3 separate regions of the Homo sapiens genome follow, and regions 1 and 2 are each linked to region 3. The links are chromatin loops, found by intact Hi-C in ENCODE. Cell type or tissue: mammary epithelial cell. All regions are shown on one strand. Region 1 overlaps THSD4 (thrombospondin type 1 domain containing 4). Region 2 overlaps THSD4 (thrombospondin type 1 domain containing 4). Region 3 overlaps THSD4 (thrombospondin type 1 domain containing 4).

What was found. A loop is a pair of places that touch in the nucleus more often than their neighbours do. Peaks named below come from ENCODE experiments on the same cell type or tissue, not always from the same donor. Only the 100,000 strongest peaks of a DNase experiment are listed, where the experiment ranks them.
Region 1: it touches region 3 in a loop (9-fold over the local background); 9 of 110 quality-filtered maps call a loop at or near these places.
Region 2: a loop joins it to region 3, with 4 times the contacts of the local background. A loop is called at or near these places in 15 of 110 quality-filtered maps.

The regions. Positions count from the first base shown.
Region 1 is chr15:71,294,596-71,297,095 of GRCh38, reverse strand. All of the region lies in intron 6 of THSD4 (thrombospondin type 1 domain containing 4), which reads right to left. LOC124903520 (a long non-coding RNA gene) reads left to right here. Exons shown (of 2, transcript XR_007064700.1): 1 at 1-1,937; 2 at 2,177-2,500. Among named protein-coding and RNA genes, the nearest start is that of THSD4-AS1, 110 kb to the right of the region's middle. RefSeq lists a silencer at 1,492-1,786 and an enhancer at 1,036-2,235. In mammary epithelial cell, no CTCF peak of the experiment used is centred here; DNase peaks (open chromatin) are centred at 1,005, 1,545 and 1,925; H3K27ac peaks cover 2,500 bases.
Region 2 is chr15:71,574,316-71,576,815 of GRCh38, reverse strand. The region is part of intron 7 of THSD4 (thrombospondin type 1 domain containing 4); the gene reads right to left. Among named protein-coding and RNA genes, the nearest start is that of THSD4-AS2, 120 kb to the left of the region's middle. In mammary epithelial cell, a CTCF peak has its summit at 1,142; no DNase peak of the experiment used is centred here.
Region 3 is chr15:71,447,631-71,450,130 of GRCh38, reverse strand. All of the region lies in intron 7 of THSD4 (thrombospondin type 1 domain containing 4), which reads right to left. Among named protein-coding and RNA genes, the nearest start is that of THSD4-AS2, 240 kb to the left of the region's middle. In mammary epithelial cell, a CTCF peak has its summit at 1,353 (motif pointing left); DNase peaks (open chromatin) are centred at 1,350 and 2,490; H3K4me3 peaks cover 483 bases; H3K27ac peaks cover 1,851 bases.

The sequences.
Region 1 (2,500 bases), 150 kb after region 3:
CTATGTGAATTTCACCTCATTAAAAACAATAGAAGACATATAAATGGGCAATAAGCTCATGAAAAGATGTATAATAATGGAAGCAGGGATGGGGCAGAAACAGCCAAAAGAAAGAAAAGAGCACTGAGGTCCATTACAGTAGCATTTCACAGGTTATCTCATTTAATCCTTTCAAGAGACTTCATGATGTCGATGTTATTAATCTCATTTTGCAGATGAGAAAACAGAGGCTCGGAGCAATTAAAAATCTAGTTATAGCTAATAAATGGCAGGGTCGGGATGAGGCTTCTCAACAAGTTACCAAAATGACTGCAACCAAGATTATAACTTAAAGGAATACGACGTTTTCAGATGCACTGAAAACTGGACCCTTGATTTTATGGCACTTTTACAATGTGATAACACATAAAAACCTGTGATAAAATTTTATGTCCATGAAGCCAGGGACACAAAGCCTTGGCCAGTGTGGAGGATAATGCAGGACAGGTGCTGCGCAGAGTTATGCACGCTGCTTGGCCAACTCCCTCAGCCCTGCTCTGCGTACTGATTCTCTGATCCAAAGACAAACACCCAGAGAGACTTGGCAGGAAGGTGCGTCTTGCCCGAGAGGCACAGACTAATAGAGACAACAGGCCTTAGGGAGGCTTCAGAGGTCATCCGGTCTTAGTGGGCCGAAACACATATCCACGAACCAGATGTATCTGAATTACCTGGGGAGCTCATAAAATGCAGATTCCTGGGCCCCATGCCAGACCTCAGGTGGGTAGGGCACAGAAATGACAATTTTTAAAAAGCTCTCCAGAGGGTAACCCTTATCTATTGTTGATGGGAATGTAAAATGGTACAGACACTTTGGGAAACAGTTTGGCTATTTCCTGAAAAGTTACACATAAGAGTTACCATTTGACCCAGTAATTCCACTTCTAGGTATATACGCAAGAGAAATGAAAACATACGCCCTCACAAAAATGTGTCCATGAATGTTCTAAGCAGCATCATTCATGACTCATCAACTGGATCAAATATCCATCAACTGATAAGTAGATAAATAACATGTGACATATCATACAATTGCCATATTATTGAGCAATAGAAAGGAATAGGCTATCAATACATGCTACAGTATTAATGAACCTCAAGTATGTTATATTAAGTAACAGAAGCCAGATGCAAGAGACCACACAGTGCATGATTCTATTTATGTGAAACATCCAGAAAAGGTAAATCTACAGGGGCAGAAAGTACATAGCTTACTTGTTGCCTAGGGCAGGGAGTGGGAGTGGATGGGGATATTACTGACATGATAAAAATGTTCTAATACTGATTTATGCTGATAGTTGCACAACTTGGTAAACTTACTAAAACTCATTGATTGTAAAATGTGACTCAATAGAGCTGGCTTTTTTTTTTTAAAGAAAATGTCCCCAGGTGATTCTGACGTTCCAGCAGATTTGAGAACCACTGAATTCCAATATACTTACTGTGCAATGAGGAACCTGAAACCCAGAGAGGGAAATGATTCACCCAGAGTCACAAAGTGAGTTCATACAGAGCCAGATTGCCTCTGATCTGTGTCTCCACAAAAGGAAATGGAACGCTAGGAGATGACCTGATGAAATTAACCAAAGGGGACTGCCAATCTCAATGAGTCAGTCCCCATTAAACCCTTTTCCCCCTTAACTCGCAGGAAGCTGGTTTGTTTTGCCTGACTGAACCAGGAAAGGGGCTCAGGAAGCAGCTGTAGGCCAGTGAAAGGACTACAGGCTTGGAGTCAGAAGGCCTGGGTTCAAACTTGGCCTTGAGAGTTCATCGTGATCCTGGGCCAGTCACTTCACTTCCTAGGGACTCATCTGGTTCATCCATCTGTAAACAAAGCCGATCATATCACCCTCCCAGGATCACTGCAGGACCAGTAAGGAAGATATTGAGTAATCCAGGTAGGAGATGATTTCCTTCCTGCCTAATCTGAAACCACAGATGTCCAGCCCAATCTGTTTATCTTAAGGCTACAACCAGAGCATCCCTTCCAGCCTGCAGGGCACTCACATTCCCTGACGCAAGCGCCACTCACCCACCCCAATCTTGGACCCAGTCCCAGCTTGATCCCAGTTCCCAGGTGCCATAAAACTCTGGAAAGGTGGAAACAAGACTGTATTTTTTTTTTTTTTTTTTACAGCTGTGAGAACTGCAGACTGAGAACAATAAGTATTTTTAAAATAACAACCTTCCGAGTGACCACCGACGCATCAAATACTGGATTGGGCGTGGTGTTATTATAAGACCAAGAGAATGTAAAACATCCTGTAACATATCTTAGTAGAAGATCTTTGCCAAGGGAAAGAAATCTGTCTTCTATCTAAGAGGAATGTTTGGTAATCGTTTGGGCCTTGGATAAACTCAGGCCATACGTCTTGGGCCAGGCATTTACATTATGGACTAATCATAGAGCCCTGCAGTGAATATAGACATTGTGGAGTAAGAGTAGGTTACCGAGATGGTC
Region 2 (2,500 bases), 130 kb before region 3:
CAAGGCAAAAAAGGTAACATGTTATCTTTTTATCTGAAAGGGGGAGAAAAGATAAATTCAAAGGAAATTAGAAAGGATACTAAAATTTCCTTAACGTCTACTGTGTGATATAAGAGAAAGTGTCCTTAACACTGAGGCAGGAGAATCACTTGAATTCAGGAGGCAGAGTTTTAGTAAAATCAAATGGTTGTCAATCAAACTGACATAATTTCATAGTATGTACTATGTACATGACTGTCCTAACAAAAAACAAAATGAAGGCAGAAGTAGATTTTTAATTGGCTGTTTCATCTTTCATAAAAGCTAAGAACATAGTAGCAGAATGTAGCTTTCTGGAGGTGACGTGTAGAGGGGCCTGAGCTGAGGTCCAAGTATTTTGACTTGCTCAAAGAGTAGATTCAGAATTCCCAGTGAGAGGGGAGGAAGGAGAATGTTCCTTAAACTGTTTTCCTAAACATCTTTAAAAACAAACAAACAAACATGGTTTTTAATAGGAGCTCAACTGCAAATGCTAACAGGTAGTATTTTCTGTTAAGGTCCTGATGCATGCAAATGTATTGAGAAAGATTATACTAAATATTTTTCTCTTATTCAACCACAGGTTTTCAGAATATTGGATTTTATAGAACAAAATTTCCAAAAAGAATTTTGAGGGCTCCATGGATTTGTCCACTTTTTATTGTCAAGTGAGAACAATTTTTTTTTTTTTCCACAAAAAAGACTACTATCTAACTCTTACTATCCTTTCATAAAAGACATTTTAATACCAAAAAACTGCAGAGGACATAATCTCATAATAAAAGAGAAGTGATATAAATGAACAAATTTAGCTTCATGTAAGACTCTACAATAGTCTTCATTTTCACACTTTCCTCAGGGCCAGTGCAAACGGCATTGAGAAGGATTTAGGAACCTCTGACCTAGATTGTAAGTATCTTGCAGGCAGAGCCTAGCCCACAGACAGACAACTTTCTAACTTTTTTCATTCCTTTGCCAAATATTTGTACACTCAACACCATATAAAGTAGACTTTTTTGTTGTTGTTGTCGTTGTTGCTTTAGAGGGATTATTCATAAATTTCCTACAGTCCTCTGGAAAGTCCATATAACTAGCAGCTCCACTTTAGAGACAATAATGAGGGAAGGTCATCTAGTGGTAATACACGTAACTACAGGCTTTCCAAAATAATCTTTCTAGAATTCAGTTTCCAGGTATGAATTTTGGCTCAATGTAGGACTTCAAACACAACTTATTAAAGACGAAGAAACAAAATGTCCCGATTTCCAGTGCATTTCTGGGTATATGAAGGTACTCTTCTTGTTCATTCATTTTAGTGATTTTATTTATCACCTACTGTATTCAAACAGGATTTTAGGCAACTTACAAAGTATGCAATTCAAAGCTACCTTCTAGTTTTTGCTCATCACTAAAACAAAATAAAACTTAAAGTATGTACAGATGAGATCTGTTTAAAGGAATAATAATATGAAGCTAAAAGTGAAATCAGTGCCAAAATACATGTCACATGGTCTTTGTATTTGCTGGTGGTAGATCACATATTCAGCCTTAAGCTTTCCAGCAGACAACTTGAAGAGAGAAATCCATTGGCTTCCTAAGTTACAAATCCATAAAATTGAAAAAACCAAACAAGCCCAGCTTTAGAGAAGTCTAGGTTTGCCTAGTGCTGAGACAAGAGAGTAATCTCTCCCATGGTGCAGTAAAATGAACAATGCCCTCAGCAACAAGCTGGTAGTAAATACGATAGTGAGATGCATGAGTTCGGTTTCCTATAACTTCCTCTATATACGGCTGATGCATCGCTAAAGCCCCAAGCATAAAGGTAATTCCACAGAAGACTATAATGCTGTGGTCCAGGTATGCAGCTTCTGCCAGTCCTGCTTGGTCAGAACATATTCCAGGATATCTAGAGAAATGGACTAGATTGTAACAGTTTCAGGCAATCGCTATGGTAGATTACAAAAATGGCTATACCTGTTCATGCCTTTCCATATCAATTCCTGTGGAAATGTGACTTTGAAGCTCCTCCTGTGAAGAGATGATCACGGTCATGTATGAGATATAAGACCTCATGTTTAGAGGTCTTGTATCACCTCTAACCTGGGCACTACAAACTGAGGCTCAGACAGACAAACGGACTGCTCAGGGTCACATAGCATGATGCCAGAGATGCAAACCTATGTGTGACAGTCCCTTTGACATCCTAATGCCCACCTTCATAGCCATCGCTGCTGACTTAGTTAGTGAAAGGAGATTCAGGACCCAGTTATTGGTACCATGAGGATCCAGGTGAGGATGGATCCTTTTTAATTGGATGGATGGTACCTTTTTAATTATATGATCTTGGTTTAGTGTTTCCAAAACTTAGTGTTAGGTATCATGAGGATCTAGATGAGGGAGTCAGCATACCTTTTAATTATATGAAAAATAGTTTAGTGTTTCCAAGCCTCATTTTGCTTGTCAGCAAAAGGGGATGACAATA
Region 3 (2,500 bases):
TCAAACACACACTGCTGGATTTATATATTTGTCCCACACAATCCCTCCTTCCCTTGTTCCTTCGTTTGCACATCACAACTCCTATGGCCATCCGTGTCCACCCTGGACAGCTGCCCTAGGCCAGAGTCCCAATCCACCTCTTTGCATTGTCATAGGACCTTAATATGGGAAGTAGTTTCTTTTCCTACTTTTAATCCTAAGTAGTTTTTTGTTCCTGTCTACAAATTCTATCATGAATTTGTGGTAAAAGCTACCCAAGGAACTAGGTGGATAACAATTGGTATTAAGATGACTGCTTTTCATTTTCTAGTAGTTGGGCCTGCATATTGGGTATAAATCAATTTTCTCCCAATTAAATCTACTTACTTCTCAAACGCTATTTTCACTTGAACTGTTAAATTTTACTTCTCATTTTGCTCCCAACACTTTACAACCCAGGCTAAAGTGACTATAAAATGTCTACACAGGATGGGGACAACCGATTATCATCATTGTCCTGTGTGACTTTCATGTCTTTAGATTACATGGTAATAAAAATAACAGCTGATTGTATTTTTAGTACTTACAGAGTAGCAGGCACTGTAAGTACTACACAGAATTATCTCCATCTTCACAATGACTCTGTGAAGTAGGTTTTATTATCACCTCCATATTTTCTGAGGCGCAGAGAGGTTAATTAACCTGCCCAAGACCACACAATAGTTAGTAGGTGATGGAACCCAGACAGCAACCCAAGTCTGACTCCAAAGCTCATGTTCTTCACCAGTGTCTGAAATGCCACATAGAAACAGTATCAATGTACCCCCAAATAATGTGTTCAGTGGAACAAGAGTTTTAAACCAGAAGTACTGAATAATAGTGTATGTGTTTATGTCGACAAGAGCAGTTTAAAAGCCCTAATTACTAACTCAAATCAACATATAAGCCTTTTCCATCTGAATATCAAAGTCCTGATGTGGCAACTGAGTGTCCTCTGTGATCACCATCTCAAGGAATGTGGCCAAGGAGAATAGGTTTCCCTTGACCCTCTGGGGCAGTGACCAGGTCGCCCGCTGGTCAGACAGGCACACTGGTAAGGCTGGCCAGTCCATTTTCTGGTTTGCCCACTTTGGCTGCTGTGAGGGAGAATGAACAGAAGGCAAGGGGGTTTGTATGTACTCATGAAATGTGTTTACAGCCAGTCCCCAGTTTTCACCACTTCTCCTTTGACCAATCTATTCACCCAGCCATGCCTGGGAGCCACCTATATTTAACTTTTCACCACCCTGACTGAAGAATTTGTCAGTTTCTACCAGGCAGTTAATATTATCAGTGACTGGTTTCCCAATCAATGCATGAGTGCCATCTAGAGTTAATGGAGGTAACTGCAGCCACAGTGGACAAATCATTCCTTCCTACATCTTCCTAAAAGTCCCTGCAGAGAAAGCAGGAAGGACTGCATTAAGATCATTACAGGACTCAGGGATGGATACCCCATTCTCCATGATGTGCTTGCTTCACGTTGCATGTCTGTATCAAAACATCTCATGTACCCCATAATATACCTACTATGTATCCACAAAAATCAATAATTTAAATTTAAATTTAAAAGAATCATTACATGACTCCATACTAGGCATTACTTACAGCAAACCACGCAAATACGGTTTCTGTTTCTGAAGACTTTGTTATGTAAGGCTGGAAAAAGAAGTTAATACATCTAATATCTATTACCTCAAGATCAAATTATGAAATGCCCCCAAATGTTAAGGGAGTTAGACTTGAGATAAGGACCGGTTGTTTCCTAAGCAGTCTCTGCCACCAAAATATTTGATTTTGCCTTGGGCAAATGACATTTCTCTGGGCGTCAGTCTTCTCAACATTGTCTTCTTAATATTCTCAATGAGGATGTGGACAATATGATACAAGTCATTCTTACAAGGCCCATTTCTAGTATATAATACAAGACTTCCACATAACAACTTTTAATGGCTGCTATTGTTTCAAGCAGGCAGACAGAACAAGAAATAGAGTAAATCTTCTTGTGACCCTAACAGAACCCTGACAATGTTTGTTTTGGCATTGTCCCGTAAAACCAGATCTGTGCCTGGCTCATGGGATATAACCAGAAGTCAAGTAAGCAGAGCTGCCGAGAAAGCTACTGTTTACCAGAGGAAAAGCCACAGATTCAATTGACAAGTAACCTGTACCTTTAGTCCTTCTTTTTGCCTGGAACATGGACTCAGGAGGTGGAAGAGCCAGGATGTGTTCATGAGAACATGCAGTGACATGCCAAGGAGAGCAGAACAAGACTCTAGAAGGCTCCCAAGCCTGTGATGAATTGTAAGTGCATGTTTATTAGCCCAGGACCTCTTCCTCTGGAGTTGTTCCATGAGAAAAACAGTATCTCTTTTGGTTAAACCACTCTAGGGTTTCTGTGGCAAGGAGAATGTCATCGCTAATTGACACAACTCAGGTTTTGTCTTTTATTTTTATATTCAACAAATATTAGCACATATGC